Linked DNA regions of Mus musculus: region 2 is linked to region 1. A link is a loop called in an ENCODE intact Hi-C map of the cell type or tissue named here. Cell type or tissue: left cerebral cortex. All regions are shown on one strand.

Evidence for each region. Peaks named below come from ENCODE experiments on the same cell type or tissue, not always from the same donor. Only the 100,000 strongest peaks of a DNase experiment are listed, where the experiment ranks them.
Region 2: a loop joins it to region 1, with 6 times the contacts of the local background. A loop is called at or near these places in 4 of 42 quality-filtered maps.

The regions. Positions count from the first base shown.
Region 1 is chr8:100,939,248-100,947,247 of GRCm38, reverse strand. No RefSeq gene overlaps it. Among named protein-coding and RNA genes, the nearest start is that of Gm39232, 220 kb to the right of the region's middle. In left cerebral cortex, a CTCF peak has its summit at 4,465 (motif pointing left); DNase peaks (open chromatin) are centred at 3,432, 4,037 and 4,374; H3K27ac peaks cover 375 bases.
Region 2 is chr8:102,060,858-102,068,857 of GRCm38, reverse strand. No RefSeq gene overlaps it. Among named protein-coding and RNA genes, the nearest start is that of Gm39233, 250 kb to the left of the region's middle. In left cerebral cortex, a CTCF peak has its summit at 4,496 (motif pointing right); a DNase peak (open chromatin) is centred at 4,606.

The DNA.
Region 1 (8,000 bases):
AAAATATCACCCAGTATTTGTGATGTGTACGAGATAATATATTAAAGGAAAGCCCCCAGATTTGAGAGAATCCAGTTCTTTTGAAAAGCAATGTTGCCAGTGTGAGGCATAAGTTGAAGAAATACTTTAACCACAAATTCATCAGAGTTTTAAAATTTATTTCAAACATATACTCTACACAGCCTGAAACTAAATCAATATTTTATGTTACAATTATGAATAAATTTAAATAACATTAAAAAGAAATTAATCTCTATTTTCCAACAAATATTTTTTAAAAGAGGTAACATATTTGAATCTACTTTATCTTCTGGTTCTCATGGACATGCAGCTGATAATTTCAAAGACAATTAGGCCCAATGAAATATATCATAGTCAACAGGTTGTTGAATGGTAAAAATGACATCATTTAAGCTCATGAGAACAACGTGACACCACTGTCTAGTAACTGTGATCCAGGATAAACAGAATCAACAAATGCAAAATTATAGTCAAGGATTGGTGAATTAAATATTCATGCCATGTCATGATATGTCAAGACCAGAGGGGTATTACTGGCTGGGCTATCCAAACAGGTATCCTGCTACAAGTAGAGACTGAACAGGCTTTAAATATATACTGGATGTGATTTTTACTGCATGCTGTTAGAGCAGGTACCAAAGGATGTGACACTATGAAAAGCTGATACAGTAGAATTTTTGGCTAGACCTGGATTTTACAAAGAAGACTAAATGAAGCTTCAAAGTTTCCCTGAATTCTGGGAGAGAGACTTATTTATTTATTCTGGAAAACATAATCTATCCACTGTCCAGTTACCTTGTGCTCACTTAGGATAGACTGGGTTAATCTGAGACTTGGTTTGTAATTCTTCAATTGTGTGGCACTTGCAGCTCTTAAGGAGAGAGAGGCCTATGAAGATGCACAGAAAAGCAACACTTAGAGCAATACTTAATGATGATCTTCAGAAAGGCAACACTTACAGATTGAGTGAATCTAGTTTGGGCTTATTTTGCAAACCTTGAGGAAGAAAGCATGTGATGATGGCTCAGGATACAGAGCCCAGATGTGATCTTTGACTTCAGCCATCTCTAGAGCCCTCACACTCAAGGTGAAAGCCTAAGACCTTCAAAAGACTTTAGAGCAAAGGTGTAGTAGTCACAACTGATAGGGTTTCCCTTAGTAGTGAGGGTCATACTAAGGTCAGCACGGTCACAGAGGTAAACATGCCAGTGTTCTTACAACTCCTGTATTCATGATTTGAGTACCAGGACTCAAAGTCTAGTCCCCATCCTTTCAGAACAAGTTATTTGTCCACTGAACTATCTTCCAGGACATTTAGTAAAAATGATTTTCTAATCTGAGTATATTCAAATGCATTAAAAAATACATTATATGTTACTTTTGAACAAGAATTATGTGGCCAATTCTGCCCAATCTTTTAGTAATAAAATTTTATCTTTTATATATTTCTTAATGCCTTAAATGTCTTGATGACATGTTTAAATCTACATTCAGATAAATGCTATATATGCATAAAATGTGATATACAAATCTAGGTTCATAATATTAAACATATAATATCTTACTCATCCATTGTGGGGTGAATTTCATGTTTGGAAGTGACGACATGCTATGCAGACTAGAATAACTTATGTAATCCACAGCCTGGTTTCCCTTGCCTTGCCTTGGTCACTTCATCTATACTCATGTCAATACCATGCCATAACTTCTACTTTCCTGGAGTGTTCCACTTTCTCTAGAGAAATATTCAGCCAGCTTTTATAAAGATTCTTTTTATGTTTAAATTTAATTGCCTTAATTCTGAAAACAAACTTGTCTGCACCAATCATGCATAAGATATTTAATCTTTCTGTCCACAATGTGTATATTTAATGTTTAGAAAATTGAAAACTTGTGTGATCAGAACTTCATATTGTACATAAATACTAAATATGTAAATGTCAAATACTAGTAGATCTTGAGAATGACATAACTTTAAGGGAAAGAACATTGAATCTTTACCTGATGCAAAAATCTCTTCACTGTGTCATTAAATAGTTGTATATACTGTATTTGCTTTGCTTATCAACAAGCTGCTTGCTACATGCTGTGGATCTATGTGTGTGTGTCGTGTGTGTATATGTATACAAATAGGATTTTTAAAATCTTCACATTGAAATGTTTTATTTGTAAATGTTCAAAGAAGTATGGCTAAGCTTTCCTTCTAGGTGCCATTTTTTCAATTTTTATTAGATATTTTCTTCATTTACATTTCAAATACTATCCTGAAAGTCCCCTATACCCTCCCCCCAATCTGCTCCCCTACCCACCCACTCCCATTTCTTGGCCCTGGCATTCGCCTGTACTGAGGCATATAAAGTTTGCAAGACCAAGGGGACTCTCTTCCCAATGATGGCCGACTAGGCCATCTTCAGCTACATATGCAGCTAGAGACACAAGCTTTGAGGGTACTGGTTAGTAAATATTGTTGTTCTACCTATAGGGTTGCAGACCCCTTCAGCTACTTGGATGCTTTCTCTAGTTCTTCCATTAGGAGCCCTGTGTTCCAACCAATAGATGACTATGAGCATCCACTTCTGTATTTTCCAGGCACTGGCATAGCCTAACAAGAGACAACTATATTAGGGTCCTGTCAGCAAAATCTTGCTGGCATGTGCAATAGTGTCTGCGTTTGGTGGCTGATTATGGGATGGATCCCTGGGTGGGGCAGTCTCTGGATGCTCCATCCTTTCACCTTAGCTCCAAACTTTGTCTCTGTAACTCCTTCCATGGGTATTTTGTTCCCTATTCTAAGGAGGAATGAAGTAACCACATGTTGGTCTCCCTTCTTGATTTTCTTGTGTTTTGCAAATCTACCAAGATGAACTCTCAATTCTAGGTGCTTTTTTAAAAAATACTTTTTAGCAAGTATAGATTTGGTTTTCTCTTTTTTTAGCAATTAGTAGAATTCTCTTAATAGAATAAGAAAACACCATTTACAAGGGTATATATGTAGTCTATCTATCCACTTTCTCCCTGTGTCTTTTCTCTCTTAGAATCAATTAATGATATTCTGTAACTGACTTCTATACCATTGTTTGTTTTATTTCTCATGTTTTGTGATAGGCAGAGTCATGTTACTGCCCCCAAAAAGTCTCATATTTCCTCATTTATGAAGACTATCCAGGAAATGTCATTTGCCATTTATTAATAGTGAAAGTGTTTTTGTTGCATCCTTTTAGATTTTTATCTTGGTTGTACCATGTATTATATAATTCCTTTCCTCAGATAATAGAATCACTTCTGTGTATGCCAAAAAAGTGAGTACTTTCCCCATTTCATTTGATCCACAGGGACACTTTCAAGGTTATTGGTAGTTTTAATTAATCAAATGGATGAGAATGGAAGCTGTTCTTTGAATCCCAAGTTTCATTCACTCACACACAAAATGATGAGTCACAACAGTGCAGCTTTTAAATAAATTTAGGAAATGGAGAACCTGCAGTCATGGGAAGCCAATCCACATTGTCCTATTATCCTATTTACTTAAATAAAAATACTTTTATAAAAAGCTTATTAATTCAAGACAAAAGAAAGTCTTAAAGTCTCTGACTCTATATCCATATCAATATGCTGAACACAAGGTAGTTTTTTGGTGCATATTTACCAAACAAATGCTTCAGTGTACTGTATTGAAGAGACAAGATTCAGGAATTCAGTCTTTGATTTTTCTTTGGTTGTAAAAATTAAACATAAATGATACACGGGAAGAATAAAATGCTCTGTGATTTTTATTGCAGTCAGTTAGTTTTTAATAAAAATGAAAAGTGGCTGCTTGAGAGGGTCAGCTCTATTAGCATGCATTTAAACATTTTCCAATATTAGCACTGCATTCCAGCATGAACTGGGAGTTGACTGTGATCTGAGCCAGCATCCTGAGCCTCTCACCTTCGCTCAGCTAAGCCTTGTGAATCCACTCTCTCATGCCTGTGCCACCCACTCCAAGTATTCTTTCCTTTTGCGCATTTAAGCACAGGACAGATCCTGTGCTGTCGCTTACCCAGGGCAACAGCTATGCTCATTCCTTTCCCAGTGATTATGCCAAGGACAGAAAATGCCCCTAAATTAATCCATCATGCTGGTGCAAATTCTAATGAGTGGGAAATGCCAGGAATGATCCATTATCGCTGCAATTGGAAAATCATAATATCATAGTTCAGCCTGAGCAACTAGTAAAGAAAATCTCTGAAGCATGTCATGAAGGCTGGATATGGAAAGCAATCTCTGGTCTGGGAGTTGCCTCGGTGGGGCACTAACTGATTTATATGTCCACACAGCTATGCCATCCACGTGTCCAGACATTACCCCAGAGTACCTGTGTATGCTCACCCTGGTGTTTGAAAAACTACATTATTTTTTCTGAGTTGAGTCTTAATAGGTCACTGGACCAAATGCAATGCCACAGTGCCCTCAAGTGGCCCCAGAATTTAGACTTCCTGGGTTTGGCAGGATTTTTACTTCCAGAACTTTAAAATGATTTTTATATGTCATTTTAAGAAAAGTTAGGTAATATGAATAAGAAAAACCAAATCAACTAAAACATAAGTGCTTTATCTATCTTCCAAAATCACAGTTTAGCGCTCATACTTCCTGCCTTCATCTTACTTTTTTTTTCCTGTGCCTTAATATTCATGTATACATATAAACTCAATTCAGGATGATAATAGGTTGAATAAGATGAATTATTCTGCACAGGTTCAATATTGCCACTGATGTGGTCTAATAACATGAAGTTGCCTTTCTCTCTTGCCAATCACATAGGAAGAACTCCGGGGAAACTAAATAAACCATCCTTCACACATGGACAAGTAAGTCTGAAGACAATCGAGAGCTTTAGTCCCACCTCTGACAAATTCACACTCTGCATACCACTATGAAGGAGTGAATGGTCTTTCTACTATGGACATTGAAATGACCAATTTAGTAATTGCCTTAATCCGTGACATCTCCTTTATCACAACATATTGTAAAATATTTTTAGTATTCTAGTTATCAATTTCATGAGGAAGAATATCATGTCATATTGGGGGATGGATAATTTAAGATCTAATGCTGTATATATTCATTTATCATGATTTGAAATTTAACACATGAGAGAGGTTTAGTTGAATTTAAAAGAATCAGTGCTGATAAAACCATTAAGTATGAAAGGTGAGGTGTGACTATTGAATTGTAATTGTAACTAGAAATGAAGGAAGTTTATAAGTTTATAAAATGTTTGTGTAATCATATCTAAAATACTGTACTGTATCCAACCAATGGCAGCAGAACATGTGAATTCATTTATTACATTTATGAAAATGGAAGAAAATCTACACTGAATGTGTAGAAACTCAGATTTTTACAAAAAATGATCAGGCCAGAAGATCCAAGCAGAGAGGAATTATTTCTACTTCCTCAATATGAAACAAGTAATGAGGTTTTTACTTTATAAGAATGAAAGCAAGAAAATCAGCACACAACTATTTATTTCTTTTGACAATTTCTACCACCACAGCAAGGTAAATTCAACTATATTAAATTCTCAGCTGGGCTATACAGTGACTATATAAAGTAGCAGTTCAAATCAAGGGGTTCAGAAATTAAAATCCCATATAAAATACACAAAGTGGACCACAATCACTTCAATTGAAGGTTCTATGTGATACCATTGTTACTAACATCTACATGAGTTAAGCATATCTAAAAACATTCATGTACTAATGTTTTATTAAGAGCTCTGCTGCAGACCCTCTGGGCCCCTTTGTCTGTGTGGAACGGGTGTCTAGTCGCAGGTGGGCAAAGCGTTGGATGAATTGACAGACAGATGCACATAGGAGAGGTTGTGTAGAATCAGAATGTAATTTGTCAAATCGAGCATCAAACTTTTTATACAGAAGACAATAAGGAAGTTGGGTGACATACCAGCAAGGTACAAAGAGGTTACTGGATTCTTACATAAAACAGAGGAATGCAAACACAGAAGGTCTAACAGGAACCACCTGGCATAGAATTAATTGTTAACAACTGAGATCAACAAGGGCTCCACCTAAGATTCACTTAATCTTAGAAGCCAGGGTCAAGGGCTTCGTGCCCTTGCCATAGTTCCTATTTTAGTCTATTGTATAGTCCACCTTCCCCCTAGGCCATTGTAAATACGTGTGTATGGGTGTAACTCAGCTATCTATAGTTCTAAGTATCTACTCTGGTTTCTCCTTAGGTCTGAAACTTCCTTCTTCCTAGGTGATGGTAAATTCCTGTGTAGGGCAGTGACCTAGCTTTTACTCAAAGTGATAGTGTAGTACCAGAGGCAATTCTGAATGTCACTGAATAGCAACATTCTTACTGAATTCCAAGCCCATGCATGGGCTTGCTCAAGGACTTTCTAGGACATTGGAACACTGGTAAAGGCTTTAGCTATGTCAGAATTCAATCTTAAAAGGCACTTATAATAGGATAATACTAAAAGAGAGCATGTGGATCCATACATTAGACTAACACGGGAATGGAAAATTAATGTATAGGTTAGAGAGAATGCCAGACACCAGGAGTGAATTTCTGTGAAACTCTTCTGCCTCGTGAGTAGCCTCCAAGCCTCTCAGCTTGTCCAGCGGACTCCACCAGAGTGCGTGGCAGAACTCAAAGTTACTTGTCTGTAATTCTATATCCGATATATTCCTATTTTATGTAAGACTCAGCACATAGCATAGTAAATGCAAATCCTGGCTAATTTTTATTTTAAAGCCTTTTAGTTTCACATTTACTGTTTGTGAACCTTTTCAGGTGAATATAAGTTCATGAGCAATCAATATATATTGTTTTCCAAGTTTTTTGCTATTCATACTGTCCCAATCACACAGTTCTACCTGAAGGTTCAGTTTGGTCAGATTCACATCAATGGACAAGTGAATAAAATAATTATATTTTAAACGATCTTAAATTCTCCAAACCAATTAGGTCTCTGTAAGTTATGGAGTCCTCAGTGATTTTATTTTAAAAATTAAAAGTAGAAAAATAAGCTGATCAGTTTAGGAGAAGTGTGGATTAGCTTCATTAATGTAATATTATATTATAATATGTTATATATTATAATATTCATTATATATTAAAATATATTTACTGTTTATTAACACAAGAGTCTGACACACTAAAAACCCATAATTAGCTTGAATAACAAAATATACTAACATAGATAAGTATAAGCTCTTGGAAAGCTCAAAGCTTTCTCCTGATACTATTAAATTATGGGAATACTGAACAAAGGTTTTACAATTATTTGTGAAGCACATGTACTTAATTGTGTGCTCAGTAACTGATGGTGGCAAGGCTTTTCACATTCTAAAATGTTCTATGTCAGCAGTTTTTGTTCAAGCCTATTCTGTCAGCGTAACAATATGACACAGGCTTCACTCCCCACCTCCAGCTGTGGCTCACAATAGACCCATGGGAAACATGTTAACACCCTGACAGGCACTGCAATGCTGGCTTGCCTCAGATCCCATTAAATACATTTTCTCCTCCTTCTATCTCTGCCCCTCTGGCCCAGGCAAATCTCACTCTTTATCTCTGTCTGATCTCGACAGGCCATTTAATGTCTCAAGACATTGCTCTTACGGTCTTGTCATCAAGACTGCCATTCTTCTCTTATTACGAGTAGCAGCAGGCTGTTATTTCCACAGCTCACTCTAACTCTTTCATGTTGACTCTCCAGTCTCTTCACAAAGAATTATGCTTTTTGCTTCTTTTGCCTTCTTGGAGCACTTAATCCCTTTCACTCACAGCAGTTTTGTTTAGACATATACAAATGACATTATCCATCCATCACATTTACCCATACATGTGCCCATTCATTCCTACTTGTTTTTTTTTGTTTGTTTGTTTGTTTGTTTTTTATAGCAAATGTTTGCTGTGGAGTGGGAAATGGGAGGCTGAAGGTAAAAGTGTCTATACTTTGATTTCAC
Region 2 (8,000 bases), 1.1 Mb before region 1:
TTACACCGATACTCTTCAAATTATTCCACAAAATGAAAACAAAAGGAAAACTACTCAATTCTTTCGATGAAGCCATGATTACTCTGATACTTAAACCATACAAATGCCCAACAAAGAAAGAAAACTTTGACCAAATTCCCTTATGAATATTGATGCAAAAATACTCGGTAAAGTTCTCAAAAACTGAATCCAAGAACACACCAAAATGATTATCCATCATGATCAAGTAGGCTTCATCCCAGGGATGCAATATAGAGAAATCCATCAATGTAATCCATTATATATTATATAAAAAAAAAACCTCAAAGGAAATAAAAAGCACATGATCATGATCATTTCATTAGATGCTGAGAAAACATTTGACAAAACCCAATACCCATTCATGACAAAGTCTTGGAAAGATCACGTATCCTAGGCCTATACCTAAGTAGAATAAAAGCAGTACATATCAAACTAAATAGAGAGAAACTTGAAGGAATACCACTAAAATCAGGGACTAGAAAAGGCTGTCTCCTCTCTCTCTACTTGCTTAATATAGTACTCAAAGTCCTATCTAGAGCAATTAGACAACAAAAGGAGATGAAAGGGATACAAATTGGAAAGGAAGAAGTCAAAATATCACTATTCGCGGCAGATGTGATAGTATACTTAATTGACCCCAAAAATTCCATCAGAGAACTGCTAAACCTGATAAAACAACTTCAGCAAAGTGGCTAGATATAAAATTAACTCAAACAAATCAGGGGTCTTCCTCTACTCAAATGATAAACAGGCAGAGCAAGAAATTAGGGAATCAACAACTTTAAAATAGTCACAAAGAATATAAAATATCTTGGTGTGCCTCTAACTAAGCAAGTGAAAGATCTGTATGACAAGGACTTTGAGTCTCTGAAGAAAGAAATCATAGAAGAACCTCTGGTGAAATCAGTATCTCTGACCCCAAGCTCTACTACAGAGCAATTGTGATAAAAACTGCATTGTATTGGTACTGTGACAGGCATTTAGATCAATGGAATAGAATTGAGGACCCAGAAATGAACCCATACACCTATGGTCACTTGATCTTTGACAAAACCATCCAGTGGAAAGAAGACAGCATTTTTAACAACTGAGACTGGTTCAACTGGCTGTTGCCATGTACAAGAACTCAAATTGGTCCATTCTTATCTCCTTGTACAAAGCTCAAGAATCAGAAAATATCTTCCTGAGTGAGGTAACCCAATCACAAAAGAAAACACATTGTATGCACTCACTGACAAGTGAATATTAGCATAGAAGCTCAGAATACCCAAGATACATTTCACAGACCTCATGCAGTTCAAGAAGCAGGAAACCACAGTGTGAATATTTTGGTTTTCCTTGAAAGGGTATCAAAATACCCATGGGAGGAGATACAGAGGCAATGTTTGGAGCAGAAACTGAGGGAAAGACCATCCAGTGACTGTCCCTCCTGGGGATCCATCCCATATACTGTTAACAAACCCAGACACTATTGTGAATGCCAACAAGTGCTTTCTGAAAGGAGCCTGACACAGCTGTCTCCTAAGAGGCTCTGCAGTGCCTGACAAATACAGAGGTGAACGCACACAGCCATCATTGGACTAAGGACAAGGTCTCCTCCAATGGAGGAACTAGAGAATGGACCCAAGAAGCTGAAGGGCTTTGCAGCTCCATAGGGTGAACAACAATATGAAGCAATCAGTACCTGCAGAGCTCCCAGGGAGTAAATCACCAACCAAAGAGTATACATGGAGGGATCCTTGGCTCCAGCCACATATGTAGCAGAGGATGTTCTTGTGGGCCATTAATGAGAGGGGTGGGGCTTGGTCTTGTGAATGGCCCTAGCATAGGGGAATGCCAGGACAAGGAAGCGGGAGTTGGTGGGTTAGGGAGCAGGGGGAGGGGGTATGGGATAGGAGGTGTTCTAAGGGGAAATGAGGAAAGGGGATAAAATTTGAAATGTAAATAAAAAGAAAGAAATGTGGACTTTCTCTAATCAATATAAGTTTGTTCTTCCATGTGAGAGATATTGGATATAGAATTTGAAAGGTTGGAAGATATGTCAGAAACTGCAAAATTTTTCATAACTACTGTCTGTATGACTCAGTGTGAAACATACTTGCCTTGAAAATCCCAGGACCTGAGTTTAGTTCCTAGACCCAGGAAAAGTTGAAAGACAGAACCAAATTCACACATCACATGTGTGCTGTGTACTACACACACACACACACACACACACACACACACACACACACACACACCATCTCTTATACACACACACACACACACATGCATATTGACACATATACTCATATACACACATGTTCACAGTGTATACACAATAAATAATTTTATAAAAGAATCTTAATTGATTTCATTGAAAATTTTAAATGTTCTGATTTAAAAATGAAAAACATGTGGTTTATATAGTTGCCATAAGAGAATCATTTTTCTAAGTCTATGTAGCCAAAGTATGTTATGGCATTTATAAATAATATGAGGCTATTTAAGTGTAGCACTGTGGGTGTAGGAGAAGAGGGGAGAGAGAGAGAGAGAGAGAGAGAGAGAGAGAGAGAGAGAGAGAGAGAGAGAGAGAGAGAGAGAGAAACAGAGGTGGGGCCAAGCAGCCCCTCTTATAGTGGGATTGTTATCTTGCTGTTGCTAGGTAATTGGGAGGAGTCTAGCCTGAAGGTCAGAGGTGATTGAAAGCCACGAGCCTCTCCTGTGGGGGCTGTTGGGTGGTAACTTTGACAGGAGCCAGGGGTCGAGGAGACATGAGGGAATGCCTTCTGTCCGTGCAGGTGGGAATTACCACCACCGGGTTTCACTGAGGGATTTTACGGGGTTCAAAACCTCAGCTCAACTGGAGACCAGACTGTCTGTATATAAACCATTGCCCCACATTTATGTGTGTTTATAATTTATAGGTAAGCATGCACATGGGTATGTGTACATACTTTCTGTCTTAGTTAGGGCTTTACTGCTGTGAACGGACTCCATGACCATGGCAAGTCTTATAAAGGACTACTTTTAATTAGAGCTGGCTTACAGGTTCAGAAGCTCAGACCATTTTTGTCAAGGCAAGAGCGTGGCAGCATCCAGGCAGGCCTGGTGCAGATAGAACTGAGAGTTCCACATCTTCATTTGAAGGCTGCTAGTGGAAGACTGACATCCAGTCAGCTAGAGTGAGGATTTTAAAGCTCATGCCTACAGTGACACACCTACTACAACAAGGCAACATCTCCTAAGAGTGTCAATCCCTGGGCCCAGAATATACAAACCATCACACTTGGCATTATTCATTTTCCTGAATTGAAAACCAGTGTCAATAGATTACAGTATGCACTTTAAAAGCATTCTATACTTACTAGTACTGTATACTTCCGTGAAGCTTAAAGCACCTGGTATAGGATCAAGCTAAAGAGAAGCAACATTGTTCATAGAAGAAGTTGCTAGATCCCTCACATTATTTCCATAGCAATGTATACTCTGTTCACCAACTCGAATGAAATACTTGTAATGGTTTTACAGACTTGTATTGCTTCATGTCTTTCTTACCAGGTATTGCTGCTTCCTGTCTGACTAGCTCCTAGTTTGGCCCACACTCCTGAAGAATATCCACATGACCATTTTACAAGTGGTTTGCTGTCAGGCCTTATTATTGAAAGAATGTAAATTGAATTGGCCCTACAAAGATTCTGTTTTGTAAATTCTGCCTCCATTGTGAGGAATTAAGCTGGCCACAGCAATCTGCTTATGGTGTTCTGAGGTGGGCCCTTTGAGAGATGAGTAAAATTAAGAATCTGACAGTGGAGGCTCCAAGATTCAATCCTGGTAGATGGATATGTAAAGAAAGAGAGAGAGAAAATGATATTAAAATAGGCATATTCACATTTAATATGTTCCTTGTCTCTCTAAATAAAACATTTTACACTGCCTCATCAATAAGAGGGTTATCACCCTATAAAGACACTTGACCTTGAGCCTGAATAGAAAGTCTAAGTAAACTTGCTTTCTTGCAGAGAAACTTACCTCATTTGTTTTAATCCAGTAACGGAATTGACCAAAATCAACTCTTACTATGACAAAGCTTTGTTTCCCATGCCCCGTCTGGTTTCCACTGCTCTGTAGTGCTCCTTCCTGGCCATCTGCCCTCTTGTGACTGGGAGTTTTACAAATGTCTTGATGCCTGTATCCTCAGGAATACTGTTTTGTACACAGTGAGTTTATAGTGCACACTTTTTCATTTTCACTGATGCTGATGGTTGAAAAACAATATATGATTCCAAAGGTTATATATTTTATATAGTGTTCATATACCAATTAGACGTGAAAATATTTTGTTTGAAATTTCTATTATTTTCCAACTATAACTATTAATGTCAAACAAAAGTTTGAATCTTCAATTTTAAAATCAATGGTGTGTTTACCCTTTTCTTTTTAGATGGTCACATATAATGAGCTTCAGCAAAGATTTAAGCAGTTTTATAGTCACTAGGGGTCACTCTTACAATTTTGAATCTTGTGAACCAAAGTAGGTTATTTGTCTCAAAATGATTTAATTTTAACATTTCTCTCCTTAACACATGCAAAGGTCCTCTTGATGATATCTTATGGGCATGTCTGCCAAATAAATTTGCTAAATGCTATGTGTACTTTCTTGAATTAACTATCATTGTCATGCCTTTCCTGATGTGCGTGTGTTTGTATGTCTGTGTATGTGTGTGTGTGCTTGCATTTGTCTTTAATTTAAGCATTGCAATGATGATGGTAAAACCTTATCTTTTAAGCACATTCACTGATGAAAAGCAAAATAACACTTCATAATTTATGTTCTCACAATAACCTGTTGGATTTTTAATGTCATTATGCCAATCATAAGACTTTTATAAGGGATTGGAGAACCTTGCTCCTAGGACATCTAACTTTTCTTCCTCTGCACGTTAGTAAGTTATCTGTGCAAATGGAGACGGAACTCTTGGCTCTTTCACATGGCCAAGTGTCATCTCAGCAAGAATCGTAATCACAAACAGACTGAGAGGAAACCCAAAGACTTTTGAGACTGTCGGGAGGCAGGTGTCAACAAGACTAGGGACAGATCCCTTTGGACTGTTCTGAGATCATCTTCTCTCTCCCACTCCTAAGCCTTCCAAGTAATTAGTGCTTGGATCTCAATCACGGCTCTTTAGTCAGGCACCAGACCGTGTGTTTGGGGCTCAAAATTTCTACCTTTAGGCAGCAAGAATTTACCTCAGTTGGACATGAACTTGACGAGACCTGAAGGCTAAGTACCCAGGATGACATACCTTTGTTTGGCATCTACAGGCAGTTGACCAGGCGTATGAATTCAGAAGGAATGATCACACAAGAAAATAGACAAATTTCCATGGAAAGAAATGGCTGTGGTTGTGTTTCAGAGTAACTGTTTAAAACATTCAAGGCCCTGGGTTTCATTTAACTCCAAAGCTGCAAACAAACTGATAACAACAACAAAAAACAAACATAAAAGTAGTTTGAGCACAAAGAAGCACAGAGTTATTGAGGGAAAAAAAAACTACCAAAATCTTTAGACTACAAAATTGTCATGCCATGTCAGCTACTCGATAGCAAGTATAATCTAAAACAGAAATCTATAAGCTGTGTAGTTTCATGAGGATTGCATCCCCTAAGGAGATAGGAGCTCCACAGGAAGCCTTAGAGAATCATCTAACCTGGCTGTTTGAGGCTCTCAGAGACTGAACCACCAACAAAAGAACTTACATGTAATGGACCTAGGTCCCCTGCACATATGTAGCAGATGTACAGCTTGGTCTTCATATGGGTCCTGAACACCTGGAGTAGGGCCTATCCCCAAAGCTCTTGCCTGTATGTGGGATATGTACTTTCAGCTGTGATATGGAATTTCTTGTTTGGCCTCGATGAGAGCAGATGAGCCTAGACTCACAAAATTTTGAAGTTCCAGGGTTAGGAGATACCCAGAGATCTCCTACCTGCTCACAAGAGAAATGAGGTGGGGATGGGGGAAAGATTGCAAAAGGGATGACCAGAAGGGGGCCAGTGAGCAGGATATAAAGTGAAAAAAAAGAAAAAGAAAAACAATAAGCATCTGAGACTAAGGTAACAGGTTCATAATTGTATCTTAAAAGGAAAATATACAAACACATGCAAAGGTATCCAAAGATATATCAAATGTACAGGTGTCCCCTGCATATGCCTATAATATGGACAATATGTGAGGAGAGTCAATATCCTAAATATCTGGTTTCAAACCAATGCTCAATAAGGCTGTGTTTTCTATTCCATGAGTTGAAAAGCATGTCCCCATGATAAAATTTCTGTAATGATTGACCTAGTATACAATTGGAAGACAAGGTGGGCACAATGAAATTGGATCTGTCCCAGAACTCGTAAGATGTTTAGTTACCATAATATGGCAAAAATGATTTCCACTCATTCATTCTCTCTGAAAGGCATCACAAACTATTTATTGATTTTTTTCTAAAAGTAGAAATAAGAAGAAAAATGTTCCAGTTGATTATGAAGTCAGGCCATCCAATTTCAGAAGCAAACTGGGACTTTGTGTCCAGATCAACCTGTTTCATGGTTGCAGCTCTGTAAAATGTATGAAAGACAAAGTCTAACCTCTATAATCTTCCCAAATCCAGAATAAATACAACCCACAAGTTCACTATCAAGTCTGGCTCCAGGAGAGGTGAACATTACATGCCTCTCTGCAGTACTTCACTGATTCTAGATGTATTCTGCCAGTGTCAACTTTACTGGCAGCTACAGGTACCCCACAAGCTTGGTCTACTGCATGGTAATGGTATAGTGATAGACAAGTAGACCAATGGAATAGAATTGAAGACCCAGAAATGAACCCACACACATATGGTCACTTGATCTTTGACAAGGGAGCTAAAACCATTCAGTGGAAGAAAGACAGCATTTTCAACAAATGGTGCTGGCACAACTGGTTGTTATCATGTAGAAGAATGGGAATCAATCCATTCCTATCTCCTTGTACTAAGGTCAAATCTAAGTGGATCAAGGAACTTCACATAAAACCAGAGACACTGAAACTTATAGAGGAGAAAGTGGGGAAAAGCCTCGAAGATATGGGCACAGGGGAAAAATTCCTGAATAGAACAGCAATGGCTTGTGCTGTAAGATCAAGGATTGACGAATGGGACCTCATGAAACTGCAAAGCTTCTGCAAGGCAAAAGACACCATGAATAAGACAAAAAGGCCACCAACAGATTGGGAAAGGATCTTTACTTATCTTAAATCAGGTAGGGGACTAATATCCAATATATATAAAGAACTCAAGACTTGGACTCCAGAAAATCAAATAACCCCATTAAAAATGGGGCTCAGAGCTAAACAAAGAATTCTCACCTGAGGAATACCGAATGGCTGAGAAGCACCTGAAAAAATGTTCAACATCCTTAATAATCATCAGAGAAATGCAAATCAGAACAACCCTGAGATTCCATCTCATACCAGTCAGAATGGCTAAGATCAAAAATTCAGATGACAGCAGATGCTGGCGAGGATGTGGAGAAAGAGGAACACTCCTCCATTGTTGGTGGGATTGCAAGCTTGTACAACCACTCTGGAAATAAGTTTGGCGGTTCCTCAGAAAATTGGACATAGTACTACCGGAGGATCCAGCAATACCTCTCCTGGGCATATATCCAGAAGATGTCCCAAAGGGTAAGAAGGACACATGCTCCACTATGTTCATAGCAGCCTTATTTATAATAGCCAGAAGCTGGAAAGAACCCAGATGCCCCTCAACTGAGGAATGGATACAAAAATTGTGGTACACAATGTGTGTGTGTTACACAATGAAGTACTACTCAGCTATTAAAAAGAATGAATTTATGAAATTTCTAGGCAAATGGTTGGACCTGGAAGGCATCATCCTGAGTGAGGAAACACAATCACAAAAGAACTCAAATGATATGTACTTACTGGTAAGTGGATATTAGCCCAG